Regions from separate parts of the Homo sapiens genome. Here region 2 is linked to region 1. A link is a loop called in an ENCODE intact Hi-C map of the cell type or tissue named here. Cell type or tissue: mammary epithelial cell. All regions are shown on one strand. Links, peaks and the distances in the headings refer to the core of each region. The heading gives the core; the rest is flanking DNA. Region 1 overlaps MYO1H (myosin IH). Region 2 overlaps SVOP (SV2 related protein).

Evidence for each region. A loop is a pair of places that touch in the nucleus more often than their neighbours do. Peaks named below come from ENCODE experiments on the same cell type or tissue, not always from the same donor. Only the 100,000 strongest peaks of a DNase experiment are listed, where the experiment ranks them.
Region 2: a loop joins it to region 1, with 4 times the contacts of the local background. A loop is called at or near these places in 2 of 110 quality-filtered maps.

Annotation. Positions count from the first base shown.
Region 1 is chr12:109,382,637-109,388,017 of GRCh38, reverse strand. All of the region lies in intron 1 of MYO1H (myosin IH), which reads right to left. Among named protein-coding and RNA genes, the nearest start is that of LINC01486, 26 kb to the right of the region's middle. In mammary epithelial cell, for the core only: CTCF peaks have their summits at 469 (motif pointing left) and 2,333 (motif pointing right); a DNase peak (open chromatin) is centred at 2,467.
Region 2 is chr12:108,948,711-108,954,091 of GRCh38, reverse strand. The region is part of intron 6 of SVOP (SV2 related protein); the gene reads left to right. Among named protein-coding and RNA genes, the nearest start is that of SVOP, 70 kb to the left of the region's middle. In mammary epithelial cell, for the core only: a CTCF peak has its summit at 2,766 (motif pointing right); a DNase peak (open chromatin) is centred at 2,881.

The DNA of each region.
Region 1 (5,381 bases), core at 77-5,076:
CTGGAGAAGGTGTGGCTACAGCCCATTGGATGGCAAAGAATCTCACCAGGATACCAGGGCCAGAGCTGGTTCGGTCACTGGGCAGGCACCAGGCATGACCTTCCTGAGCACCCGCGCTGCTGGATGGGAGACCATGGAGGGGGCCAAGGAAATCAACCTTCCAGGGCTCAGGCAAGCTGCGGCCAGAGGGCAGGTGTGCGTTGGGAGAGGGAACAGGAGTAGGTATGAAGCCTGGAGTGTGTAATGTCTGCATCAGGAGGGCTGTGACAAAGTGGTCACCAGGCCCTTGGCCAGAGCTGTGAGGTCACTGAGAGACTATGTGCTCTGGGCACACGGTTAGTGTGTGTCCCCCCCACATACCACGTGCAGCAGAATGTACAGTCTGAAAACAAGAAAAAGCAAAACATAGCAAAGGACATCAGGAAGAGAAGCGGCCTGCCTTTGCAATGTCCCTCCAGTGCCCTCTAGTGACAAAAATGACATTGTGTTCACTTTAAGGAGAAATGCCTAAAGCGTGCAGTTGGTTATTGCTCAGCAGGTAATGAAGGGTGAATTTGGATCTGAGAGGCAATAAATTGACAACTGGTACATATGGATATGCAAAGGTCCTAGCATAGCCAAATTAACCTTGCAAAAGAAAAACAAAGCTAGAATAAGACTGTGTTTAATAAGACTGCGTCTCAATTGATTTTCAGTAGAGGTCCCAAAACAATTCAGCACAGAAATGGAAAACATTTCCATCCAATGGTGCAGGAACAACTAGATATTTATAAAGAAAAAAAATTGCAGTTGTGTGTGGTGGCTCACAGCTGTGATCCCAGCACACTGGGATGCTGAGGCAGGAGGATTGTCTAAAGCCAGGAGTTGGAGACCAGCCTGGGCAACACAGGGAGATTCCCATCTCTACTTAAAAATATATAAATAGAAAAAGAAAGTAAAAATGCATTTCAGTCCCTATATTACATTACACTACACTACACACACACACACACACACACACACACACACACACACACACACACGAACTTGAGATGCATCTTAGACCTAAATGCAAATTTAAAATCTATATAAAGCTACTGGAAGTAAACAAGGGGACCATCTTTGTAACCAGGGGAAGGCAAAGTTTTCTTAGATGAGAGCCAGGAAGAAATAATAATAAAAGACACAAAATAAGAAATCAGACTTCACCAAATATAAAGCTTCTCATTAGAAGACACTGTTAAGAAAATAGGCAAGTCACAGAACAGCAGAAAATATTCCTAAATTATACAGACGCAAAGAATTTGTATCCAGAATAAAAGACACCTACAGTCCAATAATAAAAAGACAAACCCAATGAAAATTTGGCAAAAGACTTGAATAGACACTTCACAAAGGAAGATAGACAAATTGGCAATACACACATAGAAAAATGGTCAACATTGTTAGTCATCAGGGAAACACAAATTAAAACCACAATGAGATACCACCACAATAGTTAAAATTAAAAACACTGACAACACCAAATACTGGTGAGGATGCGGAGCAGACAGAATTCTCTCGCACTTCTGGTAGGAATGCAAAGAGAATCACTTTGGGAAAAAGATCTGGCAGTTTCTAATGAAGTTAACCATGCCTCTATTCTTTGATCCAGCGATTCCACTCCTAAGTATTTACACAAGAGAAATGTAAACATATGTCTACAAAAAGACTTGAACATGAAGTTCAACTCATGCTCAACTTTATTCAGAACGGCCCCTAACTGGAAACAATCCAAATCCCCATCAACTGGAGAATGGCTGTGGCCCATCTGTACAATAGAAGGAGGACAGCAATAAAAGAGAAATAACGGGTACACGCAAGAGCATGGATGACTCTCACAGACATTATGCTGAGTGAAAGAGCCCAGACACAAAAGAGTCGTACTGTAGGATTCCATTGATATGGCACACTGGGACAAGCAAAACTAATCCACAGTGAAAAATCAGAACAATTGTTGCCTAGTTGAGGAGTTGTCAGGCAAATGACATTTTTGGAGTGATGAAAACATTCCATATCATGATAGGGCTGTGGGTTACATGAGTATATCTATCGGTCAAGATAAACTGTTAAAATTGTGTGCATTTCACTATATGTAAATTTTATTTTTGAAAAACAACCGTAAAAAATAAGTGGGGAAGAGGTAGGGATTGGCTGGAGGTATGAATATAAACGGAATGGCAGAATGTTAATTGTTAAAGCTAGGTGGTGGGTAGAGGGGGATTTATGATACTATTCTGTTTACTTTGCATAAATTTGAAGTTTTCCATAAAAAAAGTTTTAAAAAACAGAATGGCCACCAGATGTCTCCCTACACTAGCCAAATGGAGCTAGAAGAGCCTTAATCACTAGCAACCTAACATTCAAAACAATGCATTTAGATCAAACAATATTTTAGTGATTTCAGGCTGGGCGTGGTAGGCTCGTGTTTGTAATCCTGGCACTTTGGGAGGCCAAGGCAGGCGGATCACTTGAGCCCAGGAGTTTGAAACCAGCCTGAGTAACATGTTGAAACTCTGTCTCTACTAAAAATATGAAAACTAGCTGGGTGTGGCAGTGCGTGCCTGTAGTCCCAGCTGCTCATGCTGAAGTGGGAGGATCGCATGAACCTCAGAAGGCTGAGGCTGCAATGAGCCATGATTGCACTGCTACACTCCAGCCTAGGCAACAGAGTGAGACATTGTCTTAAAAAAAAAAAAAGAAAAGAAAGAAAGAAAAAAAGAAACATTTTAGTAATCCCAAATATTTCCATGCTGTACCACATATAGCATAGCATAATGATTAAGACGTTGGAACACGAGCATTTCCAAGTTCAAATCCTATCTCTGTTGCTTCCTGGCAGTATAATCTTGGGAGAGTCCCAAGTCTCTTGTTTCATCTCTATAAAACGGAATTATAATTGTACTTACCTCATAGGGTTGTCAGTTTCACCAGAACCATGTAAAGCACATGGAACCCTGCCAGGCACAATTTAAATTTAGTGAGTGCTTGCTTTTGTCATCATTAGTATCAATAATCACGATTATTAGAAATAGAAACATAGTAAAGCAAGTCTGCTGATTAGGAGTCAATGAGCCTCTATTAAATTGGAGGTGGGTTGGTGTCTGAAATAATGTCTGGAGCTGCACCCAGAAATATTACTGCAGTCAGGTTGCTGCAGGTGGAGGATGCAGAGATTAACCAAATTTCTCTCTTAGCCTGGTCCTAAGGATGGGAGGGTGGGGTACTCCTGCAGTCAGCCTAGGAACTGATGTGACTTGAAGCCCAAAGAAATTTGACAAAACCTTGTAGATTAAGGAACATGACAATGATTTTTAACTTGCCAGGGTCAAAGCAGACTCCATTCACTTCAGACTAGAGTTTTGTTTATTGCAATATTTCAGTTCTGACACCTCGATTCCTTTGTTGATTTCCAGTTATCTTTTAAAGGGCGTGAGAAAACGAGAGTGTCCCAATAAGAGTGACATGGACCATCAAAGGGATGAATATTGGGACATAAAGGAGAAGGGTAATCAAGAAGTTGGAGTGATTCAGCCTTGACCAAAAAGATGACTAAGAGACTTATAAAGAGAGCATTAAATCCAGATTAAATAAGAGGGAGGAAATTAAAGAGATCTTCAATTACACCTAAGAAAATTAAATTAAATCAAATTAAGTTACATCTAAGAAAGAACTCCATCTTTGGGGTGATAAAACTGTGGAGGATCCTAACTGTGCATAACCATGGTGCAGGGATCACAGATTCTGCCTGTTACAGGGTTCCAGCAGGTACCATGACTGAGTCAAGCTGCCAGGTGATGGGGACTGGGTTAGACTCAGGAATGAATGGCCATCTCTGGTGTGTAGCTACTGTCTGGCTCCAGCTGGTTGACATCAGGCACAAATATAGGGCCTGTGTTGCCAGAACTTCCGATTATTTAAGTCAGAAGTTTGGAATTACATACCCAGTCCTGTCGTACAATTTACCCTTGCAGGACATTATTTTGCAGCCTCTGCAGCAAGCCACTCTTTGTCTTGGATGGTTTAGACCTGTTGCTCATCTAAAAGCAGGGGATTCAAGGAAACACTCAAACCAGAACCATCATTTTGGAAGTATCATGTACTCAGTGATGATCTGATCATCTTCTACATAATCTAATGCTTGACCCAGTATGTGGAGTCGGGGTGGGGAGATGACAGGGAGGCCACAGTATGTGGAAAGGTGGTGAGATGCCATGGTAGAGGCAGAAATGCCTGCCAGCTATTCCGTGGACTTCCCCACATTTACAAACTCCCTTGCAGTTAGGTGGAGTTGCTTGACTACTTCCGGCCAACTGGCTGTAAATAGAAGTGACATTTGTGTAAGACCCTTCCAGTGTTATTAGAACTTCTTTGATACTGCAATGACTGAGAATTTCTTTTGCTGAATGGACAAGCCACAAGATCAAAACAGCCTGGATTCCTGAGCCATCACATGGAGGAGAGATGTCTTGAAGAGTCATCAACACCCACAGTAGACTTTGTGTACGTAAGAAATAAACTCCTGTTATGGGAAACTTCTGAGTTTTGGGGCTGTTTGTTATTGTAGCTGAAGACTGCTTATCCTGACTAATACACATGCGGAACAGAACTTTTCCACTGGGAGGACAGCAGTTTGAATGTGAGCCACAGTTCTCCCATGTTAAACTTGGCCAGCTGTTTTGGCTACTACCCTAAAGTTCTGGAGGAAGAGTAAGGGCTATTTTTTAAGGGGAGAAGAGGGTAGATGATAAGCCTTGAAGCTGTCATTTTTGAATTTTATTTGAAATGTCAAAATCCTTTGTTCAAGGGAAATGTTATAAGAAACCTTAATATGTAAAATTGAGGAAAGCAGACCTTTCTGATTGAAGTAGGGGGTGAGAGTTTCACTGGGTTGCCCCACAGAAACATGGGAGAGGTTCTGGGGAAAGCTTAGGGCAGAAGAGAGTTTGCAAACCACTGCATAGCCCCCGAGCCTTTATTGCCCAAGCACCATCATTTGAGCACTTCCTTCACATGTATTGTCATTGTCTGTGTACTGCCAGTATTATTTTTTACTTCATCTTTTCTTTATATTTATTTTTTATATATTTATATATTTATTTATATATATCATTATTTTAATTCATATTTTTAAAATATATTTTTCCTGTAAATATATATATATAAAGATATTTTGAAAAGTTCTCATACACAAAACTAACAAAAGTACAACAAACTCAATATACACAGCTTCAACAATGAACGTATGCCTTCCCCTATTCCAGCTGTGTTTCACTACTCCCCCAGCACTGGATTATTTCGAGGTAAATCACAAAACATTATATCGCTTTATGTATAAATATTTTAGTAGGTATCTCTAAAAC
Region 2 (5,381 bases), core at 208-5,207, 430 kb after region 1:
CCCAGGCTGGAGTGCAGTGGTGTGATATCTCGGCTCACTGCAACCTCCACCTCCTGGGTTCAAGCGATCCTCCCACCTCAGCTTCCCGAGTAGCTGGGATTATGGGAGCAAGCCACCACACCCGGCTAATTTTTGTATTTTTAATAGAGACGGGGTTTCACCATGTTGACCAGGCTGGTCTCGAACTCCTGACCTCAAGCGATTCGCCTGCCTCAGCCTCCCAAAGTGCTGGGATTACAGGCATCAGCCACCACGCCCAGCCTAAATATCTGTTTTATCTGTGAGGAGGGCAAATAAAAACTAGAAACAAAATTGCAGAAGAAATATTTAGCCACCCAAGAGAGCCACTGGCTTCCCACCACTGTAACTCTATCCACTTACATAAAAATAATGTCTTAAATTATACAATGTTCCTATCTAGTTATAAAAATGGCTCCCTTAAGTTCATTATTTAGAAACATTTAGTTGGAGATATTTTGATGTGATTAAATGCAATTAAAAGTTTCCATTAATTTACAATAGCTTTATCCTATTGCAGCAACTCATAAAACCAGATGAAAAAGATTTTGCTGTATAATTCTTAAAAGCTCAACAACCAGAAGTCCTTGTAATGTACTCTGAATTTTAAGTATAAATGTCAATTAGGGCCGGGCGTGGTGATCACGCCTGTAATCCAAGCACTTTGGGAGGCTGAGGCGGGCAGATCACCCGAGGTCGGGAGTTTGAGACCAGCCTGACCAACATGGAGAAACCCTGCCTCTACTATAAATACAAAATTAGTTGGGCGTGGTGGCACATGCCTGTAATCCCAGCTACTTGGGAGGCTGAGGCAGGAGAATCGCTTGAACCCAGGAGGTGGAGGTTGCAGTGAGCCGAGTTCATGCCATTGCACTCCAGCCTGGCCAACAAGAGTGAAACTCTGTCTCAAAAAAAAAAAAGAAAAAAAAAAAAAAAAGTCAATTAGATCATTAAGGAGCCCATTCCTCTACGCTGATCTGTGCTTTTCTACAACCCTCCTTCTCTCCTCCCTTCCTCATTCTTTTCTTTCTTTCCCCAAAGTAGATATAATAATGGAGCTTACCAAGTGCTGGGCACTTTGCTAAATGTTCTGCTCAGACTAACTTACTTGGTCCATTGAACAACTGTTTTATCCCCGTATGACAGATGTGAAAACTGAGGCTTAGAACTCACAAGGGACTTGCTGGAGGTCAGATAGTTATTATTATTATTTTTGAAACCGGATTTCGCTCTGTTGCCAAGGCTGGAGTACAGCAACACGATCATACCTCCCTGCAGCCTCAAACTTCCAGTCTCAAGGGATCCTCCCACCACAGCCTCTGGAGTAGCTAGGAGTACAGATGTGTGCCACCACGCCCAGCTAATTTTTAAAATTTTTTGTTGAGATGGGCTGCAGGGCACAGGGTGGGCGGTCTCACTGTGTTACCCAGGCTGTTCTTGAACTCAAGTGATCCTCCCATCTTGGCCTCCCAAAGTGTTGGGATTACAGGTGTGAGCCACCGTGCCTGGCCAGATAGTTATTAAGTGTAGTGTAGGGGGCCTGGGCACAGTTGCTTATGCCTGTAATTCCAGCACTTTGGGAGGCTGAGGCAGGTGGATCACTTGAGGCCAGGAGTTTGAGACCAGCCTGTACAACATGGCAAAACCCCATCTCTACTAAAAAATATAAAAATTAGCCAGGCGTGGTGGTGCACACCTGTAATCCTAGCTACTTGGGAGGCTGAGGCAGGAGAATCACTTGAACCTGGGGGTTAGAGGTTGCGGTGAGCCAAGATCGTACCACTACACTCCAGCCTGGGGAACAGAGTGAGACTCTGACTCAAAAAAAAAAAAAAAAAAAAAAGAGAAAAGAAAAAAAAGTGGAATGTAGGGTTTGCTTCTACTTTGTAACAAACCACCTTTGCATTCATGGTTTAAAACAATGATTAATTCAACTCATGATTCTGCAGTGAGGCAGTTTGGTGGCTCCTCTAGACTCCATGGGACTTGCTCATGTGTCTTCAGTCCACTGAATCATGGGGCACCCAGGCACCTGGTCCCATGGCATCTGAACAGGGGTCAAAGGCAGCAAGAAGAAGCCACAAACCTTCTTGAGGCCTATACTTGGAACTAGCATAACATCATTTCTGCTACATTCTGGTGGTCAAAGCAAGTCACAAGGCCACACAGATCCCCAGGAGGGGAAAATGAACTCTTGATGGGATGTGCTGCAGTCATACTGCAAAGGTGCATAGATACCGGGACGGAAAATATTGGAGCAACTTTGGCAAACCAGTTGCAACTGGGTTCAAATCCAGGTGTGTCTGGTGCCAAAGCCCTTACCATGTTGAACAACAATTTCAAAGGGGTTTCAGGCATATATAGTCAGAAGGTCCTGTTAAATCATTTATATCCACGGCGTTTCTGGTACTGACTTGGAGAATGACTCTGGAGTGTAGGCTGGTGGTTCTTAACAGTTTTCTAGACCCTTTAAGGCAGATAAGAGGAATCACATGTAGAATCCCAGATTAATTACACTTTCTCTCTACGGAGGGACATCAAGAAGGAATAGACTTTAATTCAAGCAAGGGAATTAAATACAATTTTATTTTTGTCATTAGAGACAATATACTTTTGTTTTACCAAATTTAGGAAATGCAAATAAGCACCAACAAATAACAAATGATAATCACCTGTTATTGCCCCGTGTCTCTCCACGAAAACATCAATACAGGTTGGCACTGGGCCCATGTGTTTTTTACCTCCAGTAGAGGGCGCCATGCACCGCAGCCAAACACCATTTATGTAAGCGGCTGCGGTGGGAAACCTGGAGTAAGGTAACCCACGCCCTACTTGTGTTTTAGCTGCTCTTAAAGACAGTACCTCAGGTAGCTGCCCAGCTGTTCTACCTTGAAACCTGCCTCAGAATGATCTTCAAATTGGTGTCTACAATGAGCTTATACACAAAGCCTGTCCTCGTTCCTCCAAAGACCAGGCAAAAATGCCAGGCTGAGATCACAGGTTCTTGCTTTCCAAACACGTGATCCAAATGGCAAGCCTCTAATTGCCCAGTGCTGTAAATGTGATTATTTGCAGTGGGAATTTATTTATGCCAGAATCAGCTGATTCTTGGCATTGCTAATTTCATTGCTCATTCTTTTATTTTTCAGTCTGATTATAATAATTGCCATACTTTGGATAAAGATCAAGTAGCTTGCTTTCATAATGAACTGCTGTAAATAATGGCCAAATATGGGGCACAACAATTATAGGAAAAGATGTTTCTTGTGGCACAGGTGGCAAAAGCAAGAAATTGAACACAACCTAAGCATTCATAATTAGGGGGCAGTTAAATAAATGATGATACTACCGAGGTGAGGAAGACTATGCAGCTGCTAAGAATAATGCTCAGCTGGGCATGGTGGCTCATGCCTGCAATCCCAGCACTTCAGAAGGAAGCTGAAGCAGGTGGATCGCTTGACTCAGGCATTCAAGACCAGCCTGGGCAACATGGTGAAACCTTGTCTCTACAAAAAATACAAAAATTAGCCAAGTGTGGTGGTGCACACCTGTAGTCCCAGCTACTCAGGACGCTGAGGTGGGAGGATCATCTACCCCAGGAGGTCAAGGCTGCAGTAAGCCATTATCGTGCCACTGCACTCCAGCCTGGGTGACAGAATGAGACGCTGTCTCAAAAGAAAAAAAGAGTAATTCTTGGCCAGGCATGGTGGCTCATGCCTGTAGTTCCAGCACTTTGGGAGGCAAATGCAGGAGGATTGCTTGAGCCCAGGAGTGTGAGACCAGCCTGGACAAAATAGTGAGACTCCATGTCTACAAAAAAAAAAAAAAGAAAGAAAAAGAAAAATTAGCTGGGCATGTTGGTGCATGCCTGTCATCCCAGCTACTTGGGAGCCTGAGGCAGGAGAATCTTTGAGCCCAGGAGCTCAAGGCTGCAGTGAGCTATGATTGCACCATTACACTCCAGCCTGGGTGACAGAACAAAACCCTGTCTCAAAAATAAATAAAGCTGTAGATCTACCTCTATTAACATGAAAAGATTTCCATATTGTCTTACTGAAGCGGAACCTAACACAGAAATTTAAGAGCAAGAAGTTTCCTCTGGGAGACTCAGCCGCAGGTCCTCCAAATGGTCCCACTTCAAGGATGAGGGAACTGTCCAGTGAGGGCTACTCCCGGGAAGTTTAAATTCTTCGGCACTTCTGGCCTGCCACAAAGGCTGGCCAGCCAAGCTTTACTGACCAGAGAAAGTTCTCTGGAAAGGGTCACAGGTACTGGCAGTTAGAAGGTGGACTGGCATGCGTGGACATGCTAAGAATGGGGATGTTTGGGTGGAACGCTGACAGTGTGCTGTGTATGTTAAGAAAAAAAAAAAGAAGGAAAGAAGTAAGGGAGGGAGGAAAAGGTAGGAGAGAGGGAAGGAAAGAGAAGGGAAAAAGAAAGAAATAGCATGTTAGTTAAATTTATGTATTTATTTTTTTCATAGAAAAGAGGCTGAAAGATTGCAGGCCAGGCACAGTAGCTCATGCCTGTAATCCCAGCACTTTGGGAGGCTGAGGTGGGTGGATCACTTGAGGTCAGGAGTTCGAGACCAGCCTGGCCAACATGGCGAAACCCCATCTCTATTAAAAATACAAAAAAATTAGCTGGGCATTGTGGCATGCACCTGTAATCCCAGCTACTTGGGCTGAGGCAGGAGAATCACTTGAACCTGGGAGGCAGAGGTTGCAGTGAGCCTGAGATCGCACCACTGCACTCCAGCCTGGATGAGAGAGTGAGACTCTGTGTGGGCAAAAAAAAAGCTGAAAGATTGCAAAGCAAACTCTGATTAGTAGTTATGGCTTTGGGGGAGAGGAATGGGAGTTGGGGTCATAGGGAGAGGAAGAATCATCATATACTCTGCATGCTTATGTATTGCTAAATTATTTTACAATGAGATTGCATTCATATAATACTCTATAACTAAACAAAAAAACAGAATGAAAAGACTTCATGATATACGTTATAGGTTTGTTATAAAAACAAATCCTCGATCTCTAAGGACAGAAATAGCTTTGCCCTTAGAATATCCTGCTGCACATTTTTGCATGATTAGTAGTTTGACTTCGATTTGGTAAAGGAAAGGTAAACATGGTATTATTATTGATTTTTAAAAATAATATAAGCATACCATTCGGAAAACAGAATAAAATATAAAAGTCATCCATGATAATTGTTGCAATCTTTAGCAACCACTATAATCTTGGTTTCTATTATCAGGGTTTAGTTATGAAATTCCCCATGGTTTTTGTTGAGTGAGGTACTGAAAGGAATATAAATTGGAACAACTTTTTGGAGAACCACTTTGGTAGTATATATATATCTCA